2 separate regions of the Homo sapiens genome follow, and region 1 is linked to region 2. The links are chromatin loops, found by intact Hi-C in ENCODE. Cell type or tissue: pancreas. All regions are shown on one strand. Each heading gives the region's core, and the rest is flanking DNA. Links, peaks and the distances in the headings are about the cores only. Region 1 overlaps CNKSR3 (CNKSR family member 3). Region 2 has its middle 110 kb from the start of CNKSR3.

Evidence for each region. Peaks named below come from ENCODE experiments on the same cell type or tissue, not always from the same donor. Only the 100,000 strongest peaks of a DNase experiment are listed, where the experiment ranks them.
Region 1: it touches region 2 in a loop (2.2-fold over the local background); 10 of 110 quality-filtered maps call a loop at or near these places.

Annotation. Positions count from the first base shown.
Region 1 is chr6:154,492,815-154,509,409 of GRCh38, forward strand. All of the region lies in intron 1 of CNKSR3 (CNKSR family member 3), which reads right to left. Among named protein-coding and RNA genes, the nearest start is that of CNKSR3, 9.6 kb to the right of the region's middle. In pancreas, for the core only: a CTCF peak has its summit at 8,204; no DNase peak of the experiment used is centred there.
Region 2 is chr6:154,607,433-154,624,027 of GRCh38, forward strand. No RefSeq gene overlaps it. Among named protein-coding and RNA genes, the nearest start is that of CNKSR3, 110 kb to the left of the region's middle. RefSeq lists enhancers at 7,930-8,436, 10,329-10,498. In pancreas, for the core only: no CTCF peak of the experiment used is centred there; a DNase peak (open chromatin) is centred at 8,319; H3K4me3 peaks cover 383 bases; H3K27ac peaks cover 3,680 bases.

The sequences.
Region 1 (16,595 bases), core at 4,320-12,319, 110 kb before region 2:
TCAGGAGATGACAACTCTATCCTTCCAATTCCTTGGACCAAACACTTCAAGGGTATCCTCTCACACTCAAATTCAATCTCTCAGTAAATCCTACTGGCCTTTCAGAATACCCGGAACCTGGCCACCTCTCAATCTCTTTCATGTGACTATTGCCATGGCATCCGAACTAGTTCCCTGATCCCACCCTTGCAAAGCCACCATTATCATTTTTAAATGTAAATCTGATAATACTTCTTAGCTCAAAGCCCCCCAATAGCTCCCCAAAACACTGACTGTAAGCCAAAGTACTGATCAGGTCTCTAGGGCTCTACACCCTCAGCTTCCCCTTGGTCACGATGCCTCAGGAACACTGACCGTCTCAGGACACATGCACTCGCTGTTCCCTTTGTCAAGAACATTCTTCCCCCATTAGCCACATTGCTCTGTGAAATCGTTCCCTGGTCATCCTAGTTAAAATTGCATCCCCACTCCTCCAAATCCACCTGTGGCCCTTCCTAATGACCTCTATCACATTCACGTGCTATGAATTTTACAATCATCTTTCTACCCTACCAGAATATCAGCTCCGAGAAGATAGGAACTGCTGTCTCTTTCATTCATTGCCACATCCTCAGCTCTCAGAACAGTGCATGGCACACAGAAGGCACTCAATAGATGTGTTTAATGAATGCACAGTGAATAGCAACCTTCTCCAGCCTTAGTGGAAGTGCCAATTAACTGGGCACTTTAGTTAACAGGCAATGGGTGAGGGGAGTTGGAGTTAGCCTGTATTTATCCATTCTCATATTGTTATAAAAAACTACCTGAGACTGGGTAATTTACAGAGAAAAGTTTAGTTGACTCATAGTTCTGCAGGCTTTACAGGAGGCATGGCTGGGAGGCCTCAGGAAACTGACAATCATGTCGGAAGGCGAAGGGGAGGCAGGCACACATGGCAGCAGCGAGGAGAGAGCACCAAGAGGAAAGTGATACACTGTCAAATCAATCAGATCTCTTGAGAACTCACTCACTATCACGAGAACACCTGGGGGACATCTGCCCCCATGATCCAGTCACCTCCCACCAGGTCCCTCCTCCAACATTAAGGATCACAGCTCGAGATGAGATTTGAGTGGGGACACAGAGCCAAACCACATCACACCCCCTAATGTGTTCCAGTGACACTGAACTCCACTGAAAGCTTCACTTCCAGAGCTAGCTAGGATTAATAAGAAAGATAAGTGGCATCATTTCAGAATACCAGGTAAATTAATATATCAGTCTGTTCTCACACTGCTATGACAACATACCTGAGACTGGGCAATTTATAAAGGAAAGAGGTTTAATTGATTCGCAGTTCCACATGGCTGGGGAGGCCTCAGGAAACTTACAATCGTGGTGGAAGAGGAAGCAAACACATCCTTCTTCATATTAGGTCAAGAAGAAGAATAAGAGGCAAGTGAAGGGGGACGCCCCTTATAAAACCATCAGATCTTATGAGAACTCACTCACTATCATGAGAATAGCATAGGGGAAACTGTCCCCATGATTCAATAACCTCTCACCAGGGCCCTCCCATGACACGTGGGGATTATGGGAACTACAACTCAAGATGAGATTTGGTTGGGGACACAGCCAAACTGTATCAATGGGGTTTGTTTTAATTTTAAAATCAGACATGAGAAATTAGCAAGTTTTAATAGAACTGTCAAGGAAACAGAACACGGAGAAAGGTAAATATAAGAAAAATAATTTATAAGAAAAACAATCTACCATTTTATAGCTAATCCTATTAAGTAAAGGATTTATTAACCTAACCTGAGAGAAGGCATAGAAGAAATCACCTCTACTTCTAAGGGCTTATTGGGCCAATGATGAATAAGAAAACAGGCCACCCTTCCACCCTCTGCCACCCTCTTCCTTCAGCACCAAACCTTGAAGAGCCCTACACACCCCCGTTCCTCCCCTGTCAGTATTCTATTCACCCTCTTGCCTTGGCAACCCTAAGGAGGCACAAGTCCCAGGGAAGTGGCTCACCCACCCAAACACCAACTGCAGCCAGTTATGTTAGCCAGAACTGCTTATCTCTCCAAGCACTGGCCAAGACTTCAGGGATTATGCCAAGATGCATTTTGCATTGATCAGCACTGATTTTAGATCTCCATTGACATGCTGTCCTGTAGGTCTCTAATCCTCTGATTTTATTTTGTAGTCGATGACTTAGGCTGCATTGTACAGAAATAATTCCGGGTGTCATATTCATGTACATTGCATCATTTCACACTCAAGCTTGAGGACCTGAATTTTAACTAACACTGCCCTATTCTAACACATTTCGCGTGCCAGGCTGCATGATATTTGCACCTCATTACAACATGACACAATTAGAATGCTGTAATAAGAGAGGGCACTGCATTTTCTTAAATGTTTGAATCATGGAAGTATCTTTGTTGGTATCAAGGAAGATGTATCATCTACAAACTAGAACAGCTTTTGAGATTGGTATCTGTAAATTGTGCTCACTCTTAAACCCACATAGCAGCTCCTTCCCAGAATTCAACACTTTTTTTTTTTTTTTTTTTTAAGAGAGAGATAGCTTTTGGGCTTTTCTGTCACCCAAACTGTAATGCAGTGGTGTGATCATAGCTCACTGTAGCCTCGAACTCCTAGGCTCAAACAATCCTCCTGCCTCAACCTCTCAAGTAACTGGGACTATAGGTGTGCACAACCACACCCACTCATTTTAACATTTTTTTTTTTTTGTAGAGACAGGCTCTCACTATGTTGTCCAGGCTGGTTTTAAACTCCTGGCCTCAAGCCATCCTCCTGCCTCAGCCTCTCAAAGTGCTGGGATTACAGACATGAGCCACTGTGCCCGGCCTCAACACATTTCTAATGATATGGCCACACTAAGTCACTGAGGCACAAAACCTGGACTTAAAGTTCTCCCTCTCACCACTCCCACGTGTATTCAGACCCTGCCAGGGCGCAGAGTACTCCTGTGTGGCGCCTCTTGCTGCATCCTTCCACCACCTTTCGGTTCTGAGGCCTCTGCTTGAGTTCAGGCCCTTTCAACTCTCACCAGGAGACAGGCCCAACAGCCACCTCCTCAACCCTCCCCATTGCCACGGCTCTGTCATCAAGACACCAGCTTTCAAAGCTCTGTATTATATCTCTATTATCTAGTGAATTCAGAACAAACTCCCTAAAAGTCAATGTCTCCCAAACTGTGATTCACAGACCACCCCAAAAGACTTACCTGGCCACCTGTTAGACATGCGGCCGTCACTATACATGACGTTACCAGAATTTCTGGGAGTTAAAGCCAAGAACTCTTTCATCCTGACTAGTGACTCTGATGTCCACTAACAGCTAAGTACCCACATCCTAAATCTTGCATTCAAAAGACAAGGCTAGACACATCTGGCTATGATGGACTAACATCTATCAAGCCAACCCCGACAAAACTAAAAAAGAAATAAAGACGAGCTGGCTGTTTGAAGGTAATAGAGAACAGCAAAGGCAACCAGGACTTGAGGGGTCACAACCCTGGAAAGACATGAAAGTGAATCCAACCTTCTCTCCCACATTTCCGTTTAAGGCTTTTCTGGTTCCACAGCAGCCCGCAGGAGAGGCCAGGCAGGAAGCAGCCAGGGCTCTGAGTACAGGAGAAGCACCATCTGATTGCTTTAATAAGAGCAAACAAGAGAATAAAGCCATCTTTCATTCTATCCTCTATAGATAACCAATGTGGGCATTTTGATGTATTTCCTTCTTGTCTTTTTTAAATATACAGTCATATCATCTCAGAATTTTAATGTATGAGAGCATTAGAACCTAAAAACATGAAGGGACTACCCAAAGGTCAAATAGTCCCCATTAAATATATTTTAAAATCCACCTTGTCCCATTTACAAGAGCCCAATCATATATTAAAAAGAGAAAAGAAGTAGATACACTATTCTCTAGAATTTTGAGTGGTAAGATTACAGGTTAAAATTAAGTAGATCAATGCGATTCATAATGCTAATGATGTAAATGTTTTTCCCTCATCCTCAAAACCTTTTATCAGGCCAAACTTACCCACCTAAGTGCCTCTAGGGGAGACGTCAGGCTCTAATGCCTCTTGATTCAAACCCTATTTGCTATCTACGCAAGCTCAGACACATCAGGGTTTGGTTTCCTTAACTCTAAGATGAAGATGATAAAAGCACCCGATATCAAATAAGCATTGTGAAGGCGAAATGAGATAATGCATGGGAAGCCTTAGCAAGAGCCTGGCCCTTAAAGAATCGTGATAAAGGCCAGGCGCGGTGGCTCACTCCTGCAATCCCGGCACTTTGGGAGGCTGAGGCAGGAGGATCGTTTTGAGCTCAGGAATTTGAAACCAGCCTGGGAAACGGAAACATAATGAGACCTCGTTTCTACTAAAGTTCAAAAAAAAAAAATTAGCCAGGTGTGGTGATGCATGCCTGTGGTTCCTGCTACTTAGGAGGCTGAGGCAGGAGGATCTCTTGAGCCCCGGAGGTCAAAGCTGCAGTGAGCCCTGAATATGCCACTGCACTCCAGCCTGGGTGACAGAGGAAGACCCTGTCTCAAAAACGAGAGAAAGAGAGAGAGAGAGAGAAATGCTATACATGTCAGCTGCTCACTGCTGCCTCCCTACTAAATTGCCAGCTTCCGGACACGGATTTCATTTACACCTAACTCACCTGGCTGTCCCTAGCATAAAGCAGAGTAATTGGTACAAAAAAGGAAATTTGTACTTTTTTGGTTTTAGCTTTTAGAAAGGGAGCTAATGGTTGAAATAAAAATCTAATGAAGGTTTATCAAAATGTCATTCACAATAAATATGTATGGTATGTTTATCTGTATATGTGTGTATATACACTTATGTATCTCTATAGCCTGTATACTTACAACGCAAACTGAAAGACTACAATATTCTCCTGTGTTTAAGAAGTTTTGTGAATTGTGTTTTGGGGTGAGTGCCATTCTGGATTAAGAACTGAAGCTGGTGTTTCTTGTTTGCTTCATTTCCCGATGCAGAGCACCTTGAAGATGGAAAGAACCTTGAGTCAACAGATAACTTACTAATTTACGTAGGACCCCACTAACCAGCACAGAGATGGGGGCACACTCCCTATTTTAGGTGATATGTGAAAACTTTCTGTGCAAACACAAACAGCTCCCATCAGAGGCCAATATTATATAGCCACTATGGGGAGGTAAACTCAACCAAGAGAAGCCGAATTCCTGTTTTTACCCTGAAGAGTAACTATTCAGTGGTTTGCTGAATACATCAGGGCATGAGTGTTTCTGGCTAAATAATACCTGCATGGAATTACATGTTGCAATTTTAGGAATAACGGAATTAGGTAAATAGGAAAAACAAATTATACATTAAAAAAGTTTACTGAATAGCTGATTAATTACTATGCAGCCAATTTTATTCACATCTTACAGGTGCGCTTCTCACTGGACAATTAACACCTGACCATGGCTGTCCACAGAGGAAATTGCAAACTGGTCCATAGATATGTTTTGTTTGGTCTACGTCAAAAAAAAAAAAGCTATAGACAATTTTGTGAACACTGGGAAATGTCACATAGAAACCCAGATTTACAGCTTCATTTGACAAGAACAAAAAAATGACAAAAATCAGAAGCTCTGGAAACTTCACATCCACAATCAGCAGAAACCAGACAACACATGGCTTTGGGTTTGCCACAGTCTCCACCACTCCCTACTGTCACGCCCCCACACTGCAACTTCTGACATTGCCTCCTGGCCCCTATAGGCAACCGTGTTTGCAATTCCTGTTACAAGTCTCAGTGTGATTCCTGTTACAAGTCTCAGGGCCATTCCTGGTCTTTGGTGTTCACTTCTGCAGTGTCTTTTTTATTCTGGACTCTCATGGGTTTTGCCAAAAGTACAGGTTCAAATTCCATCTACACTGATTCAACGTTCACAACGCCCACCTACTAAGACAAAAGAGCTTTTTGCTTTGAAATGCAACATGTTTGTGACTCAGTATTGCTCTTTTCTGATTTTTCTTTCCCTCACTTCTCATCTCCATGCTTTGTTCAAAGCCAAAACCTGAGTGCTAAGTGAGGAAGCTCAACTATTTTCTCGCAATGGAGGGGAGGGGGTTACATTCTGCTCCCCTATTCGAGTCAGGTCTGGAAATTCCACATGAAAGCTAAACAGGTCCTTTCGGACCCATGAAACATGCCCCTTCTGTGTGTTCCTGGGCTGAGCACTCACAGGGACAGGACGGAAGGATGCCCTGGGCCTGGGGTTTAACAGGTGGCTAAGAGCCCGAGGGGATACCAGCTTTAACTCTTCCCTCCCTATTCTGCAGAAAGGACACTTACAAGCCAAGGTTCATTACTCATCTACTTAAATATGTCACCACTGTCCTTACTGGAAACATTGTCTTTCTTAATCAGTTATTATGTATTAGCAAAAAACTGTGGACAGGCATTATGAGGAAGAGTCTGGCTTATGTCACCTATTTCCATAGAGTCCACATGAGTGGTGTAGACCCCTGATTCTCCCATTTTATCCTGTACCAGAATTCCCTGAGGAGTCTGTTAGCTTCCTGGATCCCACCCCCAGAGTTTCTGATTCTGCAGGTCTGGGGTGAGGCCCAGGAATTTACATGTCTATGTTCCCAGGTGAGGCTGGTGTTGAAGAAGTGAGTTCAAGAACAATGGTGACAGGATGTTGAGACGCCCCGCATGTATGTGCCTGGGAAACGGTCTCTTGAAAAGCTTGGTTTAAACACTCATTAAGTTTCTCTATTCCACGGTGCCAATCTCTACCGGGTTTTTTTAATGTGGGGGGTTCTTTTGGTAGACACAGGGTCTCACTATGTTGCCCAAGTTGATCTCGAACTCCTGGGCTCAAGCCATCCTCCTGTCTCAGCCTCCCGAAGTGCTGGGATCATAGGCGTGAGCCACTATGCCCGGCCTGTCCATCTCTGATTTGATCCAAGTAAGAATGAAGAATTTCTCCAGCTCCAGGAAGGGTTTTTCTTTAATCAGCTTTATGTAAAATTCTTCAAATTGGCCTGGGGTGCTTAGAATCAAACCACTTCAAACCATGTGTCTCCAGGCATCTTAATAGCAAAGAGTATTTATGTTTTTTTAAATACTTATTAGTAACAATTTAAGGCTTTAGTGTACAGAGTCGTTTCCTAAATGCCACCCACAGTTGTGTCATCTGCTCATGGTTAGTTTAAGACTCCAGTTGGTATCTCTGTTAAGATGGTGCTGACAACTTTAACAGGTGTTACATGAAGTCTGATCCACCCTACATATTAAGCTAGTTTTCCTCTATTTCAAAGATCATATTCCAACTAGTATTTTGACTTGATTCTCCTGAAGACAATGTAATATAAAATTACTGTGAGAACATGCAAAATTGTTCAATTAATGCATATGTAAGTAAAATTAGAAACACACACACACACACACACACACACACACACATCCACTCCCAATCCCAAAGCACTGAATTTCCCCTTTCCACAAATCTCTGAAAATAGGAAATAGAATGCTTCCTTTCACTAAAAGGTTATCCTCAGGAAAGCATGATTCAGATTATCATAATCGCCGCCTTTTCTGATAGAAAGCACGTAGGGGTTTTCCTCTGATGGAGCTGACAGACTGTCTCCTTTTGGGGGACTCACAGCTGGGTGTGAGCAAGGGGTTAAGGCTTCCAGGTTATTTTATTATCAGCCTCCCTCCTTAAGTTCCCTCTCCCACTCCCTCCCCTCTATGGAGAAGTGATATATTATGTGTTTAAAACTGCCCAGCTCTTGTTGAAAATTTCTCAAAATGCCATCTATTCCACCAAAAGTATGGGAGCTATAGTTTCTAAAGCAAACATTAGGATAGTCTTTCAGTAGGGCAAAATATTTTAAGTCAGATACACCAGTTTCTTTACTCAAATACTTTAAAAGTTTTCACATAGAAAGCTTTCTAATTTCTACATCTTATTGATTCGCATTCTAAGGAACTGCTTTGCTTTAATAAACAACCATATTTGCCCTTCTGATCCCAGGTTTAAAAATGTTCAATCAGCCATTTGATGTCAAAGAAAACAAAGTAGGCTAAGTCCAATTTCACAAAAACTCTATTCATAGATGAATAAACAGCTTCAGAAACTAGCCGCAGCAAAAAGTGCCAGAAAATAACAATGATGTGAACAAGGCAGAAAGACAGAGGGCGCTCTCTATTCTAAATGACCATCATACTTGGCCAGAGAGGAGCCAGGGGCAGAGGAGAGCATCTACCTTAGCCCTGGCAGGAGGGGAAAGAATGAGCAGACATCCCAACTTCAAATATAATGTTTACATTACTGAGATTGGAAGCTGTCAATGACCCAACTGTAACTAGAACTTGGCTTCACAAAGGCTGAAACTGCCAACACCTGAATCCAAGACACCATCGCCTCCAGAATACTGCAATGCCTTCCAGCTGGATTTCCTGAATTCATTTCTGCTCAAAAACCCTGACTGATCTTTCAACACACAGATCAAATACTGTCACTCTCTGCTTTCCACCGTAACTATTAAAAAATAAAAATAAAAAATTGCACCTCCCTGACCACGACTTGTAAGAACCTACATGATCTGGCCTCTGTGTGTCTCTCTCACCTGCTCTTCACCCATCACCCCCACCCTCGCTCTCATGACCCCACCACAACTTCCTTTTCTCAAACTCTCCAAGCCGGTTCGCACCTCAGGGCCTTTGCATGAGTTATTCCCTCTCCTAGAATGCCCTTCTCCCTAATTTTCTGATGGCTGGTTCCTTCCTACCATTCATGCCTAAATGTCACCTCTGAAAGGCTTTCTGATGACGTCATCCAAAGGAGTCCCCCACCCAGTCCCTCTCCTTCACCTCTCTGCTTTATTTTCTGATTTATGCTTATCAGTAGAAATTTTCTTATCATCTGTTTTGTGGTTGGTGGTGGCGTTTGTCACCCACACATCTACCACACTAAAGCCGGGACTATGGATTCCCAGCACTTAGAACAATACCTAAAACCGAGAAGATTCCCCTAAGAACAGGGGGAAAGCGTCCAAGGAAACAATGAGAAGACCGAAGACGGACTTGATTTAACTTACCTCCTGTATAACAACAAAAGGGTGAATGGAATTGTCATAAATTATTAATAAGCACATGAAGGGTGACAATCAGCCACAACAATATTAAACATTTAAATAAAAATATCCCAATTACACCACCAGTTAACTTGAGTTATTATTGATCATGAATAATAAGTGGGTAAACACATACGCCATACGTTATGCAAGGGGCTTTCCCTGTATTTCCTCTTTTAATTCCACACATATGCCATACGTTATGCAAAGGGCTTTCCCTATATTTCTTCTTTTTTTTTTTTTGAGATGGAGTTTTGCTCTTGTCGCCCAGGTTGGAGTGCAGTGGCACGATCTCAGCTCACTGCAACCTCTGCCTCCCGGGTTCAAGAGATTCTCCTGCCTCAGTCTCCTGAGTAGCTGGGATTACAGGTGCCCACCACCATGCCCAGCTAATTTTTTTTTTTTTTTTTTAGTAGAGACGGGGTTTCACCATGTTGGCCAGGCTGGTCTCAAACTCCTGACCTCAGGTGATCCACCCACCTCGGCCTCCCAAAGTGCTGGGATTACAGGCGTGAGCCACCACACCCAGCCTCCCACACTTGTTGGTTAGGAAGGAACTAGAAGGCACCACCTGGATAGAGCAGAAACCAGGGACGGGACAGGACCACAGAACAGAAGCCTGTGAGGCCTGGTCCCAGCTCCTCACCTCTGGACCTTGGACAATTCATTTCACTTCCAAAAGCCTCCTCCATGCTGCTCATCTGCAGTGGAAACTGCCTTCCTGTGCATCTCCAGGCTTCAGAAGAGTCAAATGAGAACAAATGCAGAAGTGCCCTCAGAGCTCATGAAAATAACATCTGATTTTTTCACTTAAAGCTTACATAATGGGTAAGCCAGTGATGACACGCCAGAAATAGCATAAATGAGAGGAAAGAGAGAAAGCAAGGCAAGAACGCTCAGGTCCGGGAGCTAGAAGACAACACGCTGGGTGAAAAGAGAGGCAGTGACACAGGCATGGGGACACAGACGGGAGGGCCCCTCTCGCTTCCTCACAATAAGGGGAATGCACGAAGGAGCCGGAGCAGGAGTTGTCACTTGCCAATCTCCATGGATAAAGGATGGAGCTACCCCAGTCTCAGCGCAACTCATATATTTGTGCCAAGTTTTTAGAACTGCCATGGTTATTTATTCCTGAAATGACATTTGGTGTCATTTCCCATCAACAATAAAATCTCCACCAAAAGTCAGTTAAGTGTGGTAAACCCCGTGTGGTCACCAACTATAGGATAGTGTGACTAGCCAAAAGCCCATCTCATCCTCCTAGGTCCTACTGAGGATCCTGAGAACAAACTTCAACCACAGTGACCACTGACCACCCCACAACTCCCTTCTTACTACTTGTGTTAAAGATTTTTTTTTAAAGGGGGGCAGGGGTTGGTCCTGAGCATGGTGGCTCCCATCTGTAATTCCAACACTTTGGGAGACCGAGCCGGGAGGATCACTGCAGACCAGGAGTTCCAGACCAGCCTGGGCAATACCACAAGACCCATCTCTACAAAGATTTTTTTTTTAATTAGCCAGGTGTAGTGGCATGTGCCTGTGGTCCCAGCTACTTGGGAGGATGACACAGGATGATCACTCAAGCCTCAAGCCCTGGAGTTTGAGGCTAAAATGAGCTATGATCGTACCACTGCTTTCTAACCTGGGCAAGAGAGCAAGACCCTGCCTCTTATTTAAAAAAAAAAAAAAGGCTGTTATAAGAACTCTTCAAGGAATAAGGAAGAAATCTCAAGGGAAATGTCTCACTTATTTTGCTAAGAATTGCCTGATGCTGTTGCTAGGTGGTGCTTATAAATATAAGCACACACCGTAAGACTGGTTTTTTACTTTAATTAGTGGCAAAGACAAGCCTTCTCAAATTAAGTGTCATCATTCCAGAATGTAAATAAAACAGCTGGAGTACATACCAGACCAGATAGCCCAATACTACAATAGCAGGACTCTAGCAAAGTTTGAAAACACATTTGCAGCTACGTGCTAGAACAGTGCTTCTCTAATTGTGATGGGTGCACGAATCGCCAGGGGATCTTATTAAAATGCAGATTCTGATTCGGCAGGCCCAAGCTTCTGCATCTCTAACAAGCTCCCAGGTGATGCTGAAGTTGCTGGTCACAGACCAGGTACCAGACAGGGGCCAACAGTTGACAGCAAAAACCATCCTATGCCATGCTCACTGCAAGCCCAGGTACTATTTTTTAAAAGTGAGGAAATATGGCTCAAACTAATTTACCCAAGGAAAGCTCACGAAATTTGCAAGAGGCATTTATCACTCCGCTAATCAAGAACCTTCCTGATCAGCTGCAAGTTCTGCCCCGGATCCTCTGACCAGCTGGTAAACGGCAGAGAAATCTCTTTGACACTGACAGGTGCCCCTGGATGATAAGAATACACCTTATGAAAGACTTCACTGCTCAGAGAAAACAGTTTGTGTCCTGGAGCTATAGGAAAAAGGAAGAGAGAAAGCAATAAAAACAAGGAGTAGAAATGTATGGAGAGCTTACATAAGATCACACAGTCAAAAGCAGAACTGGGATACAAACTGAGTCCGGCTCCAGAGCCCATGCTCTGAACCATTCAGCTCCACCCCCTGGTACAAGTAATCAAAGTGACAAAGTGATGGAGTACAGGAGAGCCCCAAGGAGACCACAACTACTAATTAGGGGACCCTGAGCAAATTCTCTCTCTGCTTCAGTTTCTTTAATATGGGCTGGAAATTATTCAAACACCTCACTGGGTTTTCTAAGGATGAAATCAAAGAGGCTGGACAGGTGCAATGTCTCACATTTGTAATCCCAGCACTCTGGGAGGCCGAGGTGGGAGGATCACTTGAGCTCAGGACAAGATCAGCCTGGGCAACAGAGTGAGACCCCATCTCTGTATTAAAAAATAATAAGTAAAGAAGTTTTATAATGAGAGAGCCTAAATAAACACTTAGAACAGCGTCTGCCAAGATAATAAGTGCATCAATCAATGTTTTTCTGTTATTAAGAGAATTTTATCACTGGAGTGCAGGAGAGTGAATGGAACCAAGGAGAGGGTGGAATGAAGAGCTTTTCTGAACTATGGCCAAATGGTAGACCTACGGCTGCTAAAACAAAAAGGCCTCCCTTTCCCAGGGACCACAGAGACTAAAAGAGAAGGTATAACCTAAACTGGAATCAAGGTAACAGAAAGAACTGCCTCTGTCTGGACGGTGGCAGGAAGGGCCTAACAGTGCAAGGTAGTACATTGCAGTTGACCTGTGATGTATCAGATCTCTGTAGTTAACTTGGAAATTCCAGACTTTCCATGGCCAAATAGTCAAGCACCTTAAGACTGCTATGTGTCATAAACAAATAGACACGACAGGGAAAGAGCAAGTCCCGTGGCTTAGACCTTGAGCAAGAAAGCCCCCTTTTCTCTTGGTTGGTGATGGGGACTGCTACCAACACTAGCAGCACCAGAAGCTGGCCAGAGAGACTTCTGTCCTGGGACCAAAGGTGGGTTTTAGAGATGTGCTGACTCAACTACACAATTTTATTATTATTATTATTTTTTTTTTTTTTTTTTTGAGACAGAGTCTCACTCTGTCGCCTAGGCTGGAGTGCAGTGGCACGATCTCGGCTCACTGCAGCCTCCGCCTCCCGGGTTCATGCCATTCTCCTGCCTCAGCCTCCCGAGTAGCTGGGACTACAGGCGCCCACCACCACACCCGGCTAATTTTTTTTGTATTTTTTAGTAGAGATGGGGTTTCACCATGTTGGTCAGGATGGTCTCGATCTCCTGACCTTGTGATCCGCCCACCTCGGCCTCCCAAAGTGCTGGGATTACAGGCGTGAGCCACCGCGCCTGGCCAACTACACAATTGTTGAGAGCCTACCCACTCGAGGCTGATCAACAGCCAAGGCTAGGACAGTTCTGCTGGGACAACCAGTCCCACGTCTTCCTCGTCGAAGGCACTCCCCAGTGGCCTTTTTAAAGCAGAAAAACGACTTGTGGTAGCTGCATTTGACAATGAAATTTCTCATATTTAAATCAAGCTTAGAGAAAAGGACCTCATATAAGTTCAGATTTTGACCTAAGAAGGTTGGACAGGAATGAAGATATAATGCTTTTTCTAAAACAGGGCTGGATATAAGTAGGGAATGTGGCACATGTGTACTCTGAGAACTGAGCTATGAAAATCAGTGCATGTAAATCCCTGTTGCCTGCCTACCAATATCTATTCTCCCCTTTTTCCTTTCTGACCAAACTCCAAGTTTTTTTCAGGGCCACAATGTACCAAACTTAAAAAAAAAGAAAGGAAGGGAAAAAGCAAAAAAGGAAGAAGAAATGAAAAGGAAAAGAAAGGAAAAGAGAGGAAAGGGGAGGAAGGAGGTAGTGAGGGAGGGAGGAAAGAGAAAGAAGAAAAGAAACAAAAGAAGGAAAAAGAAAGAAATTACAGCAACCAGCCTTCCCTGCTGCATGAGGTGGCCATGTGACATTTCTGGCACCTGAGATGTAAACCAGGTCACTTGACAGTTTTTCAAAGAACTCTTTAAAGGGGAAGACTTGGCTGCTACCTGTCTTCTGTCTTCCATGAGACTCCCTTCTGCCTGGAATAGGAAGACAATCATGCAGGAGCCGCCACCTTGCACTGAAGCATTAAGTATGAAAATGAACACCATGTGCCAGGCCATACCCTACGCCATGTGCTACGAATGGCTGAACAAGATGGCAGCGCCATGGAACCCCAATTTGGTTAACCCACTGGGTTTTCTGTTATGTGCGGCTAACCCTACACGTTGTAAAAGATCATTTGCTTTGCAAAGGCCTTTACTGAACTGACTGGCAAGGCGCCATGAACTAGGAATTAATTTGACTTACAAATAACTTTCTGACATGAACTAAAGATAGAGAATAACACAGACATATACTGGATGAGACTCCTCCGCTACCATATGCTATTCAGACCGAATCCTGAAGTTCTATTCATAAATGTAAAGATTGTCGGTGTGGTCTAGATGTGGCCTTGGGAAGAAACTCCTGAGAAAATGGAGTGGAGTGAAGCCAAACCACCTGCTCTGCTGGGTGACATCGGTCAATCTGTGTGTGACTCGGTTTCCTCAACTGCAAAATGGAAATAACTGTTCCTACCTCAAAGGTGGTGGTGCCTATTAAATGAGCTGATATTTGTACAATGCTTAGACATGTGCCTGACACACTGCTTAATAATTACTGAGGATCCACTAACATTACGGTAAAATTGGTGACAGTGTAGCTAAACATTAATAATAAAAGCCAGACAGGTTAATTCATTCTGTAGACAAGAACTTCTTTCCTAAGGCACACATCTGTCAAATAACAAGGAGGTGAGATCCAGCTGTCGACTGTGGCCAGGTTTAGACAGTTTTAAATCTAAGGCCTTCTATGGTTCTCATAATCGCCCTACCCAGATTCATGCAATACCAAGAGTAGCAAAGTCTACATGAAGAGCTGCTTATCAGTAGCATGTATTTATAAAATAAAGGTTGGGTAAAGAGATTAGCAAAGAGCACTAAAAATAGTCCTATAAGCAGACGAGCTTTTGTAAGTCGATAGTTCATTAAAAAGTCAATACTTGAGCATCATTATTATGAGAAATATTCAAGTAATGGGTCACGCAACTTGGAAGATTGCAGCCTCTTATCATCTTAGCCATCTTTTTTAGATTCGAACACAGAACGTATCCAGGTCTTTCTACTAAGCTGTATTTCAGGGTCCAAAAGGGCACAGGCATTTTGTATAACGTAGTCAAGTGCCAACCACAGGTATGTAACCTAGTAAGTATCGTAGGTATTGAGCCAGCCATAGATGTTCTTTCAGGTCAGGAGAAAACTTTTCCTAGATGAAAGTAACTCAACTAACTGATAACGTCAAGGCAACTGGCTAACAAAAACGTTTTAATCTACTTTCCCTTTTAAATACTCAACAAACATAACAGGATGTGATTTTACGCTTCTCCTTTTCCAATCCCAAGAGGGACAAAAACAACAACAACAACAACAACAAAACCAGACACAAATCTTGAGGGTGTGAAGATCTCACTCCATAATCTTCCTGTGCGCCTGTTACCATTTTTCTGATTGTACATTATCAACTAAGCTGGCAGAGGCTCAGAAAAGCCAGGGTGATAAGATGTAACCCTTTCTTTCTGCTACAGCAGAACTGTCCAATAGAAATATAATGGAAGCCACAAATGTGAGCCCTGTGTTATTTTAGATTTTCTAGGAGACATATGTAAGAAGGTAAAAATAAACAGGTGAAGCTTATTTTAGTAATATATTTTATTTAACCTAACGTATCAAAATACTATCATTTCCACATGTAATAAAAAGTATTAAGATATTTCATGTTCTTTTTTTTCATACCAAGTCTTCAAATGCCATGTGTATTTTAGACTTACAGCACATTGCAATTCTAACCAGCCACATTTCAAGGGCTGCAGAGCCACAAGTGGTACTGGTTACTAAGTTGGACAGAGCGGCTCTAGAAGTCAACAGTAGCTGAAATTTGCAGTGTCTCAAGTTGGCTCTATGAGGGACATACAGATAAAATACATATCAACTCAGTTTCAGGAAGCTGCCAGCCTAGGGAATTTGGCAGCATCTTGAATGGAGGAACACACCTCATTTCAAGCTAGCGTGGGCATGGATGGCTTTTAAGCTCATGCTTCCTACCAAGTACTGGCAATGCCACTTACTCTTTACCAAGGGAAACCTAGTCACCAAGGCAGAAACATGTGTTGTTTTTAGCTTCATTTTATATAGGAGTCCAGGAAATTCTGCTCACTTGACAAACCCGTTCTCAAGGAGTTCTCCCAGAGGAGCAGGAAATGGTCAGACATACCCACTGACACACCCCACACACCTCGGACATCCTATTCCACGTGGTCTATGTGTAAGTCACAGGCGTGAGAAATGAGATGTAGCGGTGATCAGTTTTCATTATGCTGCAGCCATGGGTGGGACGGTTTGAAAGACGACCTGGTCTTACCAGTATTACCTACCTCACAGGCTTACTGTGATGACCAAGGACAATAACAGAGAGAGCTCTTAGCAAACTGTAAAGCGCTACACAATTCTAGTTATTACTGAGAAAGAACACCATTCCTCACCTGGAAGAGCAGATAGAAAAACAAATAGTAACTTGAAACAGAGATGTCGTTGGGGGTGGGGGGAAACCATGAAAATACAGATTGTTCTTGGTGGACTTTGTTCTCTTGAAAGTACAGAAAAGGGTTGAGTAAACTCTAGTACCTTTCCCTCGAAATCGTAGGAGACATTGAAAAGTAAGCGAGCCAGCTAGGAGGACAAGCTTCTACCTCTGCTCATTCCCCCCACCACCCCCCCACCGCCCCAGCCCCACTGCCTTCCTCATCCCAAATATTGTATGAATCAAGACAGTGGTTCCAAACAATTATATTTCTCCTTCCCAGTGCTTACAT
Region 2 (16,595 bases), core at 3,998-11,997:
GGCAGGGATTGTCATGGCGCTCTGTTCTTTGAATTATATTGAACTATAATTTGCCTTGACAACTATTGAGTTGACTAGAGTAAATCTTCCCAGAAACCACTGGCAAGAACATCCACTAAATGCTATTTGCAAGAAATGCATTAAAAGACATTCATCAGTGAAAAGAGAGACTCCAGCTGCCCAGAAAAGCCTGATGAAGTTTGCAAAGGGCAAGAGTAGAAAAAAAGTTACTTTGCCTTTTCCGTAAAGTAAAGCCAAGTGCCAACCGGCACTCAACACTGAGACCTCCTCCTTGGGGCCTCCTTTCTTTAGGCCAAAGAGGAGCTTCAGAAGAAGCAAGAAATGAATGTTTATATGTTTTTCTCTCGAGTCTAAACCATGCTTTTCATCCCCCAGGTTTCCTCTGCTTTTTTCACTTTTTCGTATTTCTTTTTCCCAACAGAGATGGCAGTGAGGAAGAGCCCACATGTCATGGCCATACCACCTCCATTTGGTGTTAGAACAGATTTCAAATTCCTTTGTTTTGTTTTTATTCCATGGTGCTTTTTCCATAAGTGGTGGTTTCTATTAAATCCATAAAACAGTCATTTGCAGATGGTCTGGCATTTTTTTCTTTGTCATAAAATATTATATGCTACTAACAAGGTTAACTTCATCCACTTGATATTTTCATTGGGTATATATATTTTAACTCTGAGTCATAAGAAAATAATATGGCAGACAAAATATACATTTCCTGAGGCAATGAGAAGGAAGATTTGAAACACAGATTTCACTGAGTTGGGCCTGCCCACTACAGATATTAATAATTTCCTTTTGTAGACTATTTGAAGCCTATTCTATGAATATATTATATAACCCTACAATTTCAATGCTGGAAAAAATGTCAGAATTCATTCCTTTCCATCATCTAATTTTCCAGAAGAGGAAACTGAGGCTTGGGCGTGAAATTAATTGTCTGAAGCCTCCTCGTAGTGTCAGAGGTGGGACAAGAAATCCAAGTTCTTCATTTTTAAGTGAACTGTCTCTGAAAAAAATAAAACAAAATATTGCTCAGTAACAATGTACTACTAATGCCTTCTTATAGTAAGCCCTCAGTGAATATGTCTTTTGAGTACTTGATTCATGGAAACAGTAAAAAGTCACCAGTGATAAATAAACAAATGAAGGAGAAGAGACAAATCTCCTATGCAAATGAATTCAAAGTAATTTATGTAGATACTATCGAGGAGGTGAAGCAAACTCTTTACCTAAATGTGGGCTGCCCATAGTGACTTCTTTCCAAAGAGCAGAGTATGGAAAGCGGGTGTGGGGTAACTCCACAGTGGAGAAACCCGACCAACGGCCCCTCTGCCAGGTGATCAAGGTCAACATCGACAGTGTTAAGTCATTTGGTAGTCTGTACGCTGTATATGATTTGATGAGAATGGTACTCCACGTCTGTGGCCTTCCTCCCAAAAAACCCGTAACCCCAGTCCAATCATAAGAAAAACATGAGGAAAATCTCAACTGAAGGACATTCTACAATATACTTCAACAGTACTACTCAAAACTCCCCCAAATAAGGAAAGCCTGAGAAACTGTCACAGCCAAAAGGAGCTTAAGAGGCACGATTAAGTGTAATGTGGGAACCTGGGACAGAAAAAGGACATCAGGGGAAAACTTATGAAATCTAAATAAAGTATGGACTTTAGCTAATATAATGGATATTGGTTTATTAACTGTGACAAATATGCATACTCATGTAAGATGTTAATAATAGGGAAAACCAGTTGAGGGTAAATGGGAATTCTCTGTACTTTCTTCTCAATTTTCCTGTGAATCTCAAATTGTTCTAAAAAATATAGACTTTTTTTTAGGTGGGGCGGGAGGTATGTGCTCTCTTCTGTCACCCAGGGTAGAGTGCAATGCCATGATCTCAACTCACTGCAACCTCTGCCTCCTGGGTTCAAGCAATCCTTTCATCTCAGCCTCCCAAGTAGCTGGGACTACAGGCGTGTGCCACCACACTCGGCTAAATTTTTTTTTTTCTAGTAGAGATGGGGTTTCACCATGTTGGCCAGGCTGGTCTTGGACTCCTGACCTCAAGTGATCTGCCCACCTCGACCTCCCAAAATACTGGGATTACAGGTGTGAGCTACTGGGCCCGGCCTAAAGACTTCCAATTTTTAAATCACTGGTAAACGGGTCAAGAGAAAAAGCAAGGGTTTTCTGTCGTAACCCATTGTAACCCATTGCCACAATATGTCCTTTTCCTCACCTATCCACCTGCAAATGCACCTTTCAAGGTTTTCTTAATAAGAAAGGGAAGAGAAGTCACTATGCTTTAACTTCACTAGCATCTTTCCCATCCTAATATCTGGGCAGTTTCTTCACACAAACCCTCAAGAAGGGACTATAGAGTAAGAAAACTAGAATGTGTGATGCATGGGGGCAGGGATCTTTGTCTGTTTTGTTCACTGGTGTTTCCCAAGTTCACAGAAAAGGTGTCTGACACATAGTAGATGATCAATAAATATCTGTAAAATTAAGTGAAAGCCATAAGTAAGAAATTAGCTTTTAAAAAGATATCTGTTGTATGAAATGTGGTCTAAAATGCTGTAACTGCACAATTATTAATGGTCCATTAAAAATACAGAAAATAAAAAATAAACAAACTGATTTTCAAAATAAATATATCAGAGCTCGTATACTCAAATCAGTGTAAGCCTTCCAAATTAGTACTCCTGGCAGGCACACACTTCATTCAACCCTGATGTTACTACTCTAGATAATTTTAGAATTGTTCACTTAAAATTTTTTAGCACTTACAGGATCAGATCCAGACATGTAAAATGAGACCTTCGTGATCGAGGCCTCCAACTGTTTCCTCTAAACCACTTTCCTCGAGACAAATGTCTTCTTGCTGGAAACCTTCCCCCTTCTACTCCCATTCCTCATCCATCTAAGAAATTCCAATTCCTCCATAAAATCCTATCTTCAGAGACACGTTCCCTGAAAACCCTTTTCTTACCGTCATATCACCACCTCCCTGAGAGAGAATTCATCATTTTTTGGTCCTGCATTTGTTCCCTATTTTTACCCTTATCATGATGAGCTGTGTCTACGTGTTTATCTCGTTGTTCTCTAGATTAGCCTGTGAGCTTCTCAAAGGCAGGAGTCTTGTATCATTCGTCTCCATATCCGCAGAGCTGCCTACAGAGCTGCTAGCTCAATAAGTGCCTGTTGAATTGAATGGGATAGAACAGAACTGTAATTAAGTCCAAAGTCATAAGACATATTCCTTTTCATAATCTCAGTGCTGGCAAATCTCAATGCTTTGAGGCTGGATATGTGACTGAAAAAGATCAAAGTCATTTAGTACCTACTTTGATGAACAAAGTGGGTAAAAATGCACTGAGCAATGCTATTTTATACAAGTCCAGAAATGTCTACCGCTAAGGAGATGAATGGTCTTATATGTCTCACCAGGAAAACAGGTTCAAAAATCAGTCTTAATATTGTATAACTAAATTCATACCTATTACAAAATGCTTACATATGTAGACAATAGAATCTGGTTATCGCAATAATTTGTTCAACCATGTATTCAATAAAGTTGTTTTTATTAAATGTAATAAGCCTAGCACTGTCTAGGTCTGAGGTATTGCAAGAATAAAAAGACAAGGTCCTGTCCCTAAGGAACTCACATTCAAGGGGTGGAAGAAGAGCTACACAGTTATCACACTAGTCAAACTATAGTAAGTGACAAATAAAGGTGTAAACACTATACTTTGGGACTATAGATTCTGGAATTTTTCATCTTAACTGGGAAGGTATAAGAAAGGATACTCATTGAATTGCTATCTTTGGCCAACCTCAGCTGCATATGTCTAGGGGATAGTGTAGATGATGTGTAGTGAAAGTTGAAACTGGAAAAAAAGAAGGTTTAGGCCAGACTGTGACAGCATCTCAGTGCTGATCTAAGGCATCATTCTGTGGGGAAAAAAAAAAAAAAACAAAAAAAAAACCACAAAAAACATGAAGCTGTTGGAAGTTTCTAAACTCATAGCAACTACCAGACCTGAGATTCAGGAAGATGACTCTGTTGTCAGTGTGGATGACACGTAGAGGATGATCAGAATAAAGGTGAGATCAGAGAAGCATGAGAAGAAGGAAGCCCAGTTATGGAAGGCATTCACGTAGGCCCACGATCCTAACAGTTTCTCTCACGAGCCCTTTACACTCTTAAAAACTACTGGGAACCCGGAGAGTTTTCACTGTTGTGGGTTATATCTATTTTTAATACATTATAAGTATAACTTGAGACAAATTTAAAACACAAGAATGCCTAAGGACACTTTCCATTAGCCATCAGAGATAGGACATCCCATGTCCTGTAGCTTCTAAAACACTCCACTTTCTACTTCTTAAAGAATGAAGGTAAACAAGGAAAATAACGTTTTACTATTACTATGAAAATATTTTCACATCACAGACCCCCTGAAAAGGTTTCAAGGATGCCAGGGATGTTGGGAACACTTTGAGAACCATTGATCTGGATATATGACTGAAAAAGACCAAAAGCCATTTGGTACATACTTTGATGAACAAAGTGGGTAAAACTGTGCTGAGCAATGCTATTTTATGCAAACCCAGAAATGTCTACAAATAAGGAGATTAATGGCTTTATATGTCTCATCAGGTAACCAAATTCCCGTTAGACAATAGGCCCAAAGCAGAGATAGAAGAGAAGAAAAAATAACCAATCAATTACACTTCAGAGGTAACCTTGGTAGGAACTGGTGACAGATTGAATTAGTGTGGGGTTGGATGGGGTGGTTTGGGAGCAGATGAAGGAAGAAAGAAGAGCTAAAAATAGCTCTCAGAGTTTTATTTCGGGGAACTGTGCGATTTTTTGCCCCAGCTTCTCCAATATTTACATATGTAAATATTTAATAAAATTAAAATTTGCGTATGCTTACATAATACTTTTAAACTGCGGCTTGGTTGTTTGGTCTTCTTATTGAGATTCTTAAGCAACCCCATGGTATTCTACCCAGAAATTTTCTTCCTCCTACCAGCAAAGTACCAAGGATAGTAAGGACTTGGTATAAATGGTTGATGAATGAATGAGCACCAACCTAGATACATATAATACATAATTTTCCGAGCCCTCAGATGAAAAATATAAATGTGCAAACTTCTACTCTTAAACAATGAATCACCTTTTAAGTATGTATTGAAATTATTTTCATAAGGGGGCACCCCTCACCCTCCAGTCCAAGAACAATAGTACTAAACCCACTTTAAGAAACACCCATCACTTAACTGTGCCTTTTTTGAAGTAGGGTGTGTCCATTTAATTAGTTTTAATTTAAAGACCAATTAACAAGGTTTCAACATAGAACAACATAATAAAAATCGATTTTTTTATTTCCTGAACTACTGAATCATCTCTGATGATTCTGACTGGATCTGAATTTATTTGTACAATACAATTTTATTCCAAAGTGTTTACGAAAACCACATTTTAGTTCTTTCCCTACTTGGTTCCACACCCTTCTGTGTTTTAGCCCATTAACCTCAATAAACCTGCTCAGTTTGCCATTTGATTTCAGTCAGATGCCTTATTCCATTTTTTCTGTCCTGCAACCATAATGTGACGACAATCTGGGTACAATTGCAGAATCCCACGCTACGCCACAGGACATGGTGTGGCCATTCACGTGCCTTAACAGTTCAGAAACATTTGCTCAGAACATGAAGAGCCAGGATGAGACCTTAGCCCATGTTCAACGACGTGCCTTCTCCAACCCTCCATGTGGCGGATCCTGCAGTGTCAGAGAGGGCTTGTCATTTCCTGATCACCTTGTGCACGTCATGCTTTTGTGCTTTTCCTCATGCTCTTCCCTTCATCTGGTTTGTTTTTCCCTCCTTCCTCTTTCCTTCTTTCAAGGTACAGTTCAAATGACGCTTGCTATGGGAAGTCTTCTCCGGTGCCTCTGGCCTGGTTTAGCCACTCACTTCCCATAGCTCCTGCTCACAGCTCTTAGGAGTTTCACAGTCCTTTAGCTCATGACTCATTAGGCTGTGGGCTGCTTTTAGCCATAACGTCATATGTGTAATCAGCCCTTCATAATTATTGCTTCAATGGAATTGACACCCAACCAGATAGTAGGAGAGATAAGCTCAAACCTCCTGACTCAGCACATGTGCACAAGTTTCCCAAATCCCTAGTCCACATTAGATCTTTTTCCTTGTCAATAAGAAAAAGCTTCTCTTAAGAATTATTAAACTTCCAATTCACCTTCTCAGAGTGGATAATAAGAAAGCTTTTATGGTGGGGTGGCAGGGTGGGGAATAGATATGAGATCCACAACAATGAGTGGGGTATGTAGGTGTCTCCAAATACTTCCTACTTGGCATAGGTCTAGCCCTTTATCCAAGCACACTAACTTACTTTGTGAACAAATGCTATGAGATCTATCACAGTCCCAGGAATATAGTGTGTCTGAACTCATCTCTGAGCCTTTGCTTACTTTACTCCCTCAATCCGGACTGTCCGTCAGCCATTCCTTCACTTCTCCCTTTAAGACCAAGTTCATATGGCTTTCCTTCCAGCTTCCTCAACCAGAATCAGAAATGTTAGCACTGGAACTTCTACTCTATTGCTCACACCCTTAATTACCAAATGAGGGACTGAGGCCAGTGAAGTTAGGTGACTTGTCTAGGACCACATAGCTGCCCTGGAATTCAAATCGAGTGGCTTGCAATCCTACCTTCTTTTAATCATATCCACTTCAATCTTGACTCACTTTGTTTCTCTCAACTCAATATCTGGATAGAGTTGTTTCATGTGGATAGATGTGTCATTTCCACCATTTGGTAAAACATCCGGGCACAGGATTATGGGTGGATATGATGCAGTGAAAGACACATGGCATCTGGAGTTAAACAAACCCAGACTCAAGAGCATCCCACGGTCTAACTGTGTGACCTCGGGAGAGTTATGCAAACTTCTGAGCCTCTATTTCCTCATCAGTAAAATAGTAAAACACAAGTGGGGCCAGTGAAGTGCCAGGAGGTTGGACAAGCTATCAGAACCTCAAAACGACGTGCTGCGTGGACAAGGGCACGTGTCTCACACTCACTGGCCTAGAGTGGGGTGGCCATATCTGCATGGTCCCCTTTCAGTTCTAAACAGTTCCTTGACTCAGGGATTCAGGGTAGTGTCTACTAAAGTAAAACACCAGCTTGTTTTCAAGAAGGGAAATGTTGATGCTGCCTCTGCATAGAGTCATAGGGAAGAACAACAGATAGCCTGCCAAAGATATGGTCCAAAACATAAAAATAAAACATGTCAGCTCACTGCCAAAGTGACTTCAAAATAGTCAGGATCTTAAGTAGTTCAAAACCCTAAAGACTGATCTTGTGGTCAAGGGCATCAACCTCACAGTGCCGCTGTTTCAGTCCTCTTCCCCTGACCGAGGGCCACGTTTCCTCTTGACCAGATGTGATATCCTATGACCCTTACCTCTGTGTCCCTACGCATGGAATTTTATTTTTAATCATTTGAAAGCAGAGTAAGCACAAAGCCTGCTCACTGAACCCTGGGTCAGACCATGTCATATATCTACTTTAAAAAAAAAAAAGTACTCTCTTTTATTAAAAAATAGAAAAGGAAGCCCTAAGAATGTTGTATGTTTTCTGTGTTTATATTCACATTGTGAAATGGGTAAAATAATACTAAACCCTTAATGGTGGTAACCTCAGGAGGGTGTGTAGAGATGAAATGATTGTCTTTCTTTACCTCTTAGAACTCTGAATGATACCAATGAGCATGCAGTTGTTCTGGTATTTTATCAAATAAATCAAATCATTACTTTTTAAAAAGAAAAAAAAATTTTCCTTTCAGTTGCTAATAAAACAGATATTGGTTGCTGGGAATTTTTTTTTTATCTTCAACTAGACTCCACTTCCCCCAGAAAGGTACCAAAAGCAGTTTAGGAGAAGATGGACAACTTGATCTCAGGTTTACTAAATTAGCAATAAACTTCAACTTCTCAAAAGTCTATGGTAAGAGTATTCAAGTCCCCTTTGCTTCTTGATTTTTAAACACAGTTATGTGCAGATTCACTTTTCCCAATCAATAAACAACGTCTCTTTATTACCTAAACTGGATAATTCCAGAAGTCAACAGGCAGCCAAATGGCAGTTTCTCATTTCTTTGAGATCACTGCTGATTGCTCCCTCTCCGGCTTCCTTGGAGCCTGTTGTGGACACTGTTGGCGTCTTGCCCAGTTCCTTCACCAGGCAGTGCCTCCACCCCACTGCTGTGGTGAGTGGCGGCTGCTGGTGGCTCACAGCTGCCTCCTTCTCGGAAGAACCGTGCTCAGCTCCTGGGAGGTTGCTGCCTCCAGGAGGTGATGTGCCTCCGGCAAGGCCCTGGCGGAGCTGCAGAGCACAACCCCCCTGCTGGATGGGGGCCACGTATGGGGCGCCCCGCACGTTGCAGAGCCACCCTTGGGCTTCCGCAAAAGCCGCGTCTTTGCTTCTTCTCTTGCTGTTTCCTCACTTCGGTAGAGGCTTCTCTCTCAATAAATCACTTACATGAGATAAGTAAATCACTCTCTTCAGGCCTAAAACAGCTGGGCTTTTGGTTACCCTAATGAGGAGCATTTTCATATAAAGTTATAGTTGATTAAAACTTAAATTCTTTAAAACTTAAAAATTAATATGGAAAAAAAATAGCTCACTATCCATCCCACCTTAGCCTCCAGTTCACGTGTGAGGAAATCTAAAATGTTCTTCAGATTCACAGCAACATCCAAGCTCCAAAGGCAGAGAAATAAGGATAAAATGCAATTATTATGCCTGGCCTACATAGTGGGTATTTAATAAACATTTCACAACTAAAAAAATTTTTGCCAAAATTTACTTGATTGGAAATAATGCCCAATTCAAGAATCAAAATGGCTGATTGTTGAATGTTTAAAAATGTTTTTGTGACTTTTACATAATTTTTTTGGAACCCAGAATACCCACTTAACATGTAGGAGTAACATATAGGTTTACGGAATAGGAAGAAAGGAGCTTGGGCCACAGTCCAGTCTTCAACTAGCCACCGTCAATTCCAACACAACTCCATCTCCATAATCCTGTACTGTGGCCCACAGGAAAGAGTGGAGCCTTACTGGGTACCAAAAGAATACTTTGCCTCTCTGAATGCACCTGGAGGGCAAGATTAACATTTGTATAAAATAATAATGACAGACGGGTGTGGTGGCTCATGCCTGTAATCCCAGCACTTTGGGAGGCCGAAGCGAGCGGATCACCTGAGGTCAGGAGTTCAAGACCAGCCTGGCCAACATGGCAAAACCCCATCTCTACTAAAATTACAAAATTTTAGAATACAAAAAATTACAAAATTTTAAAATACAAAAATTAGCCGGGCGTGGTGGTACATGTCTGTATTCTCAGCTACTCAGGAAGCTGAGGCAGGAGAATCACTTGAACCCAAGAGGCAGAGGTTGCAGTGAGCTGAGATCATGCCACTGCACTCCAGCTTGGGGGACAGAGTGAGACTTTGTCTCGAGAAAAAAAAAAAAGAAAGAAAGAAATAATAATGACAATACTACACAAAAATATATTGACATTTTAATTGACCTTTTGGGAGTCTAGTTGATAGATCAATAGATTAATAAAGTAAAATGAGAAATAAAGGGAAAATATTGGCATGTTGTTCGATTATTCAAATAGAATCTATTTTTTATTCATGGGATAAGTTGGAATTTTCCTTTTGTCAGGAGAATCTATTCTATAGCACAATCTTGATCTAGAATAATGACATACAAATAGACTTTTAGGATAGAAAACCAAATGATATCCTTACCAACTGTGGATTCAAAACCAAAAGGAAAATATATTGCATCACTTTTCTTGAAGAATGCAAGCAAAGGATAGGCATGTAGTTTAATCATCTCTGCAATGTATTAAGAGGTTAATCCTGTTTTAAGTAATCTATGAACTCTAACCATAAAACACACCATATTTAAAAATAAATATCCATGACTAGAGCATCTAAAGAGCATGTCTCCATTTAAAGAGGTCAGTCCCGGAGAACATCCGCTTTTTCCAGTGAGCTTTCCATTGTTTAAAAATGTAGGAGAGCTTCTTTTAGAATTACCTTCACAGACCACAGCATATTCTTTTGAAATTTTTCAGTGGTGAAAAATCCTTACTCTTTGAGGTTGGCCTCGACCTTCAAAAACAGCCAACACCTATTTTCAGACAAGTCTGAGGAAAACGGAATGATAGGGTTGGATAGTTAAGGCAATGACACATGTGAGGTAATTTACAAAAATACTCAAGCATAGAGAAGTTAAAACAAAGATGGCCGCTATATCCTGCCTTTCACATCCTGGCCCAGTTGTCTATCTCTGAGCATCTCTATATTGGTTTTTTTTCAGCTGGACAGTAAACTCTATTGAGTTTTCATTGTATCCCTGAAGTTCAGAGCTCAGAACTAAATCAAATAACATGATAATAATACAACTGTAATCGCTCTTGGCGGTATTAGCTTGAGGTTTGTCTCCTTGTAGCCTATGTGCTTATCAATTACATTGTCATAAATGCATGATAAGAGGATGGGCCCTTGAGCCAGGCTGCTTGGCCTGAAACCCCTGCTCCAATACTTATTATTAAACATGATTACTTAATCTCTCTAGGTTTCCATTTCAGCATCTGTTCAACAGAGATAATAATTGGAACTTTCTCATGTTGTTGCGCAGAGTCAGTAACAATATATTTCAAATATTTAGAACACTGCCTGCTATATAGTCCACACTAAGTAAGTATTAACCATAATTATTTTGTGTGGGTTTTGTGTGTAACAGGCAAAGAATGAGGAACTAGTCTTCAAAAATAAACAAACAACAAAATAAAAACCAGCTTTCATTGATTCAAATGATACACCACCATCCTAACCAAAGTTGCAGGAATATTTTTTTTTTTTTGAGATGGAGTCTCTCTCTGTCACCCAGGCTAGAGTGCAGTGAGGCGATCTCGGCTCACTGCAACCTCTGCCTCCCAGGTTCAAGCGATTCTCCTGCCTCAGCCTCCCGAGTAGCTGGAATTACAGGCGCACACCACCACGCCCAGCTAAATTTTTGTATTTTTAGTAGAGATGGGGTTTCACTATGTTGGTCAGGCTGGTCTCGAACTCCTGACCTTGTGATCTGCTCGCCTCAGCCTCCCAAAGTGCTGGGATTACAGGAGTGAGCCACCGCACCCAGCCAAGTCATAGGATCTTAAGAGGATTGAAAGCCATATAGTGATTCACAGGGCTCTAAGTATATAGGACAAAGACAGCTACTGAGAGGCGTTTTAGAGTTCCATAGCTGTGGATCTCAATGTGATTTTGGAAACCTCCAAAGAGATGAAATTATCGCTGTTAACAGAAATTGTTGGCTGTTATACTGTATTTTATAGAACGTAAGATGCCACCAATTGAAACACACATCCCAGCTTTGGAAATAATAATTTGAAAAAGTGTGTGCCTCCAAATCAATGAAATATGGTCACAGAAGTTTAGATGGCGACATCCAGCTTCTAGCTTTGGTGAATTCTTTCGCCTTCTAGGTGGAGCCTCACTCATGAAAAGGGAAACTTTCCCAGGATTCCATTATAAAGGTAACAACTGAGCTTTGAGTTCAGCACAGCGAGCAGGGGAAAGCCCCAGTGGGAGACCATATTTTATATAGGAGGTGAAGAAATGCAGAAGAATGTGGAAATTCTTGAGTATGCATAAATGTTTCCTAATGCAGGTGTTAAAAAACTCCCCAAGTGAATTCTGAAATTCAGAATCTTTTTCCATCTATGGAAAGAACACATTGTTCCAGTCAAAAGCGAAACAACCAGGCAAAAAAGAACTCCCAGACCTCTCTTTTCCATGCTGCCCTTTGATTTTCCGGGAGCTCCAGTCTTGGACTACAACCACAGTTACTGAAACCTGGACAGGCTGCTCCTCACCTAACGATAGCAGAGCCAAGACTCGCTGCAAACAGCATTAACAAATGCAAACGAATCAGCCCTAAAGGCTCAGATCCCATTTTTAACAATTTGTTTTTATATTTCAACTCAACAAATATTAGTCAAAGACTCTGGACTATGTGTAGGTTATTGTTTAAAAGAAAAATGAACCCAGGTGCAGAGAGTTTTGTGCCAAGGGCTAAAAAAGAGACTCTGAATTAGGATCACCTGGCACTCCATCCTGTGTAGGGGGATGAAGGGAATATGACAGAGGAAGGCAGGGCAGGGAGCCGGGGAGAGAGAAAAAGAGAGAGAGGCAGAGGGAGGTTGACATCTGTAAACATAATTCAATTTTCTTAGTGTCTTGGACTGCTCTAAAAAGAATTTTACACAGAAGTGTAGGAAAGACTGTCTTCTGATAATCCACTGGAATCTATTCACCACAAATTTGAAAGAAACTTCGAAGATTGGCCAAAGGTTCTTTGCACCTCACATGTACTCAACCATCACCACCTGCAGCCTATAGCCAATTGGTAAATTCATAACACACCCCTTCTGTTAAAATGTGACTCTTGGATCCATCTCCTCGGCTAGATTTGGGGGCATTTTGGCATAAAGTTTAATTTTTTGAGCAAGTTCCTGAGTGAAACTACCACTTTTTTGCAGATGAAGAATATAATTCAAGACGTTCATTTTTTTAGTATAAAACCTGGAAGATAGGCCAGGCGCAATGGCTCACGCCTCTAATACCAGCACTTTGGGAGGCTGAGGCAGGTGGATCACCTGAGGTCAGGAGTTCAAGACCAGCCTGACCAACATGGTAAAACCCCATCTCTATTAAAAATACAAAAATTTAGCTGGGCGTGGTGGTGTGCGCCCATAGTCTCAGCTCCTCGGGAGGCTGAGACAGGAGAATAATTGCTTGAACCCAGGAGGCGGATCTTGCAGTGAGCCAAGATCATGCCACTGCACTCCACCCTGGCCAACAGAGCGAGACTCCATCTCAAAAAAATTTAAAAAAAAAGATAAAAAAATAAAATAAAAAAACCTGGAAGATGAGTAGCCATATAATTCATCAGTATTTTTTAAATTAGATTATAAAGTGTATCTTATTTTATCCACTAAAAATAATTTTTTTAGGAAAAAATAATAGTTATATCTCAGTACTTTCATAATTATTCAATAATACTGTTCATACCCTACTTCAAGTAATTCTAAATGGTTTAATGTCTTTCACTTATAATTTGGATCAAATACTACTGGAGTTAGATCATTGAACATCTAAGACTTAGAAATCTTGTGTTTATACAATAATTAAGGAAATAATATTGGCATTTAATACAAGAGCAATTGGCAGGAATTTGTCAAGAAACTGTATCAGAACTTCATTTACCTAACTTAAATTTTCCTTGTTTTTTCATCTATATATTTTTCAAAAGTAATTGTCCAAACTATAAAAATGAAAATGAATACATTTTGTTTAATTATCTATAGCCTCTTTTATAACTAACCCAACAATGTCATTGTTAAAGTTTTTGTATTGTATTCTTCTCGTTGGCAAAATGAGATTTGGTAATATATTCAAAGCCTATCAGCTCTAACTTAGTATATTTGAAGCTCGATGACACCCTGGTAATGAATTTGAAATTGTCTGCCTTCCCTTCCACCACAAACACACACACTTTCTGGTATTTTTCTGAAATGCCAGAGCTCCAGATTTTATGCCATTATGTCTGAGTATCTAAAAGACGGCGATGATAAAGCACATGACATCGTATACACTCTGTTCTTTTGACTTTTAAATTCTCCTTAAATATAAACCCTAGCTAAGGCTGCCAAGAAGTTTGGCAAAGGTCAGCCTGGTTTGATTCTTTCTAAGTGGGCGAAACCAGAATTACTGGCCTTACAAATTATTTTGGTCTCCATGAACAGTTCCTCTTCTCTAACATTAAGTTCATCTTCTGGCCAGGCACAGTGGCTCACACCTGTAATTCCAGCACTTCGGGAGGCCGAGGCAGGTGGATCACTTGAGGTCAAGAGTTCAAGACAAGCCTGGCCAACATGGTGGAACCCTGTCTCTACTAAAAATACAAAAATTAGCTGGGTGTGGTGGCACTTGCCTGTAATCCCAGCTACCGGGGAGGCTAAGGAAGAAGAATCGCTTAAACCCAGGAGGCAGAGGTCGCAGTGAGCCAAGATCGCACCACTGTACTCCAGCCTGGGCAACAGAGCAAGAATTTGTCTCAAAAAAAAAAAAAAAAAGTTCGTCTTTAGTGTTTATTCAAATGTGTCTGAATTGTCTGGCCCACTAATACTTCCCCTTTAATGAGAATGCAGTTCCTTGCCAGAAGTCCCATTTGGATAATTTACTTTTTCTTTGTTGATCATATCAAGCAAATCACTCCAAATAATAATACTTTAATAACATAGTTCTTTCCAGGAAATGTCATCTTGCTGATGGCATCTAAAGCTGGATATTATTAAAATCTGAATTTTTTCCAACCTGGCTGCGCTGCGGTTTAACACCCCTTGAAGAGAGACAACATGGAGAGATGATCTGTCTTGTGATCAGTATTTCAGGTTGGTGGTCAGATAAAAGCTCTGAGAGAACTCTTTCCAAGGATTTTCTGTGCACGCTCAAATTTCTTCTTCTGTGTTGATTCAAGCCGTTATTTCAAGCTAAAGTACCTCTGTAAAAACAGGCCATTGAGGCAGTTCAGAATTAAATAGAAAAATTTTTTTTCATTTATTTTCACTTTCTGACAATGTATAATTTAAATCACTTTATTAGCCCTTAATGAATGGGATAATTAACTAGTGCAAAACCTAATGCAAAATCATTATAAAAGGTTCTATTCCAAAATAAAAGCATTTGCCTCCATCTTGTTTTTCATCTACGTTTATTCCATGTGTTGTGATGTTTGCCCATCACACAGAAAAGAGATTCTCCTGAATTAAAGGAGATGGAGTTCATTTTGATGAATGACACAAAATCTTTGCAAGTTAATATTTGTTTCCAAGATAACATTGTAGAGCACACTCAGTGAATATATCCCTTCTCAAAAAAAAAAAAAATGGAAAGAAGTACTTCTTTGGCAGTAAATGGATAACAAGAAAGAAAGGTTAGAGTCTAGGGAAACAATGTTTCACCTTAATGTCGGGATGTGTTGGCTACAATTACCGAATACCCAATCAAAAATAACAAGTAATATAGGAATTTCTATCTCACCTAACCAGAAGTCTGTTACAAGGTAGGATGGTATAAGGCTGATACAATAGCTCAGCAGTCTCAGCTCTGAGTCAGGTAATATCCAGTGAATACTTTATTCATTCTTCATCCAACATGTCTTTAGATATGCCCTTGGGCTTCCTCTGTGCCAGCCCAGGTGCTAGGAGACCATGGCACAGTGCTGGCTTGGGGCCTAGTACAGTCCAAGGTTCTATGGCTGATACAAACAAAAGGTAAGATAGAGTCTTTGTTGTTGAGAAGCTAACTCGCTTTTTATCAGGAAAAGGCTGATATATACATGAAATAAAACAGTCTGACACAATAGTCAGGCATTTATTTGATTGTCACACATTGTACACATCTGGATGGATAGAGGCAAGCATAAAGCAGAAAGAGAATGTTCTGGAAAGTTACTGAGTAGCTCACAAAACTAACTGGAAGGCTGAAGGACTACATTTGGAAAACAACACAAAACCCAAGGTTTTCACAACCAGGATCACATACAAGGAACTGCTTGGGTGCAAAGTCACCACCAGATATCAGGTACAAGACATTGCCAAGATCTGGATGAATTTTGAAGTGTCCTTCTTTTGTGGCGTTGCCTGCCTCAGCACTAAGAGTTCACACCTACTGTGAGCATACTGCCTATGAAGCCCAGTTCTAAGCAAGCTACCTTTATCTCAGTTCATACTTATGATGCGTTAGGGTGTTCTTGCATTGCTATAAAGGAATACCTGCGACTGGGTAATTTATAAAGAAAAGAGGTTCAGTTGGCTCAGGGTTCTGCAGGCTGTACAAGCATGGCATCTGCATCTACTCCACTTGCAGGGAGGGCTCAGGGAACGTCTACTCAGGGTGGAACGTGAAGTGGGAGGAGGCACATCATATGGCCAGAGCAGAAGCAAGAGAGAGAGTGGTGGGGGGTGGGGCTGCAACACACTTCTAAACAACCATATCTCGCGAGAACTCACTCAGTATCGTGAGGGCAGCACCAAGCCATGAGAGATCCACCCCTATGACCCAAACATCTCCCACCAGGCCCCACCTCCAACACTAGGAATTACATCTCAACATGAGAGTTGGAGGGGACACCCAAACTCTATCACATGATAACCCTCTGAAGAAGCTAATTGTCCCTTGACCAGGCACAGTGGCTCACACCTGTAATCCCAGCACTTTGGGAGGCCAAGGTGGGCAGATCTCTTGAGGTCAGGAGTTCAAGACCAGCCTGGCCAACATGGTGAAACCCTGTCCCTACTAAAAACACAAAAATTAGCTGGGCGTGGTGGCAGGTTCCTGTAATCCCAGCTACTCAGGACACTGAGGTGAGAGAATCACTTGAACCTGGAAGGCG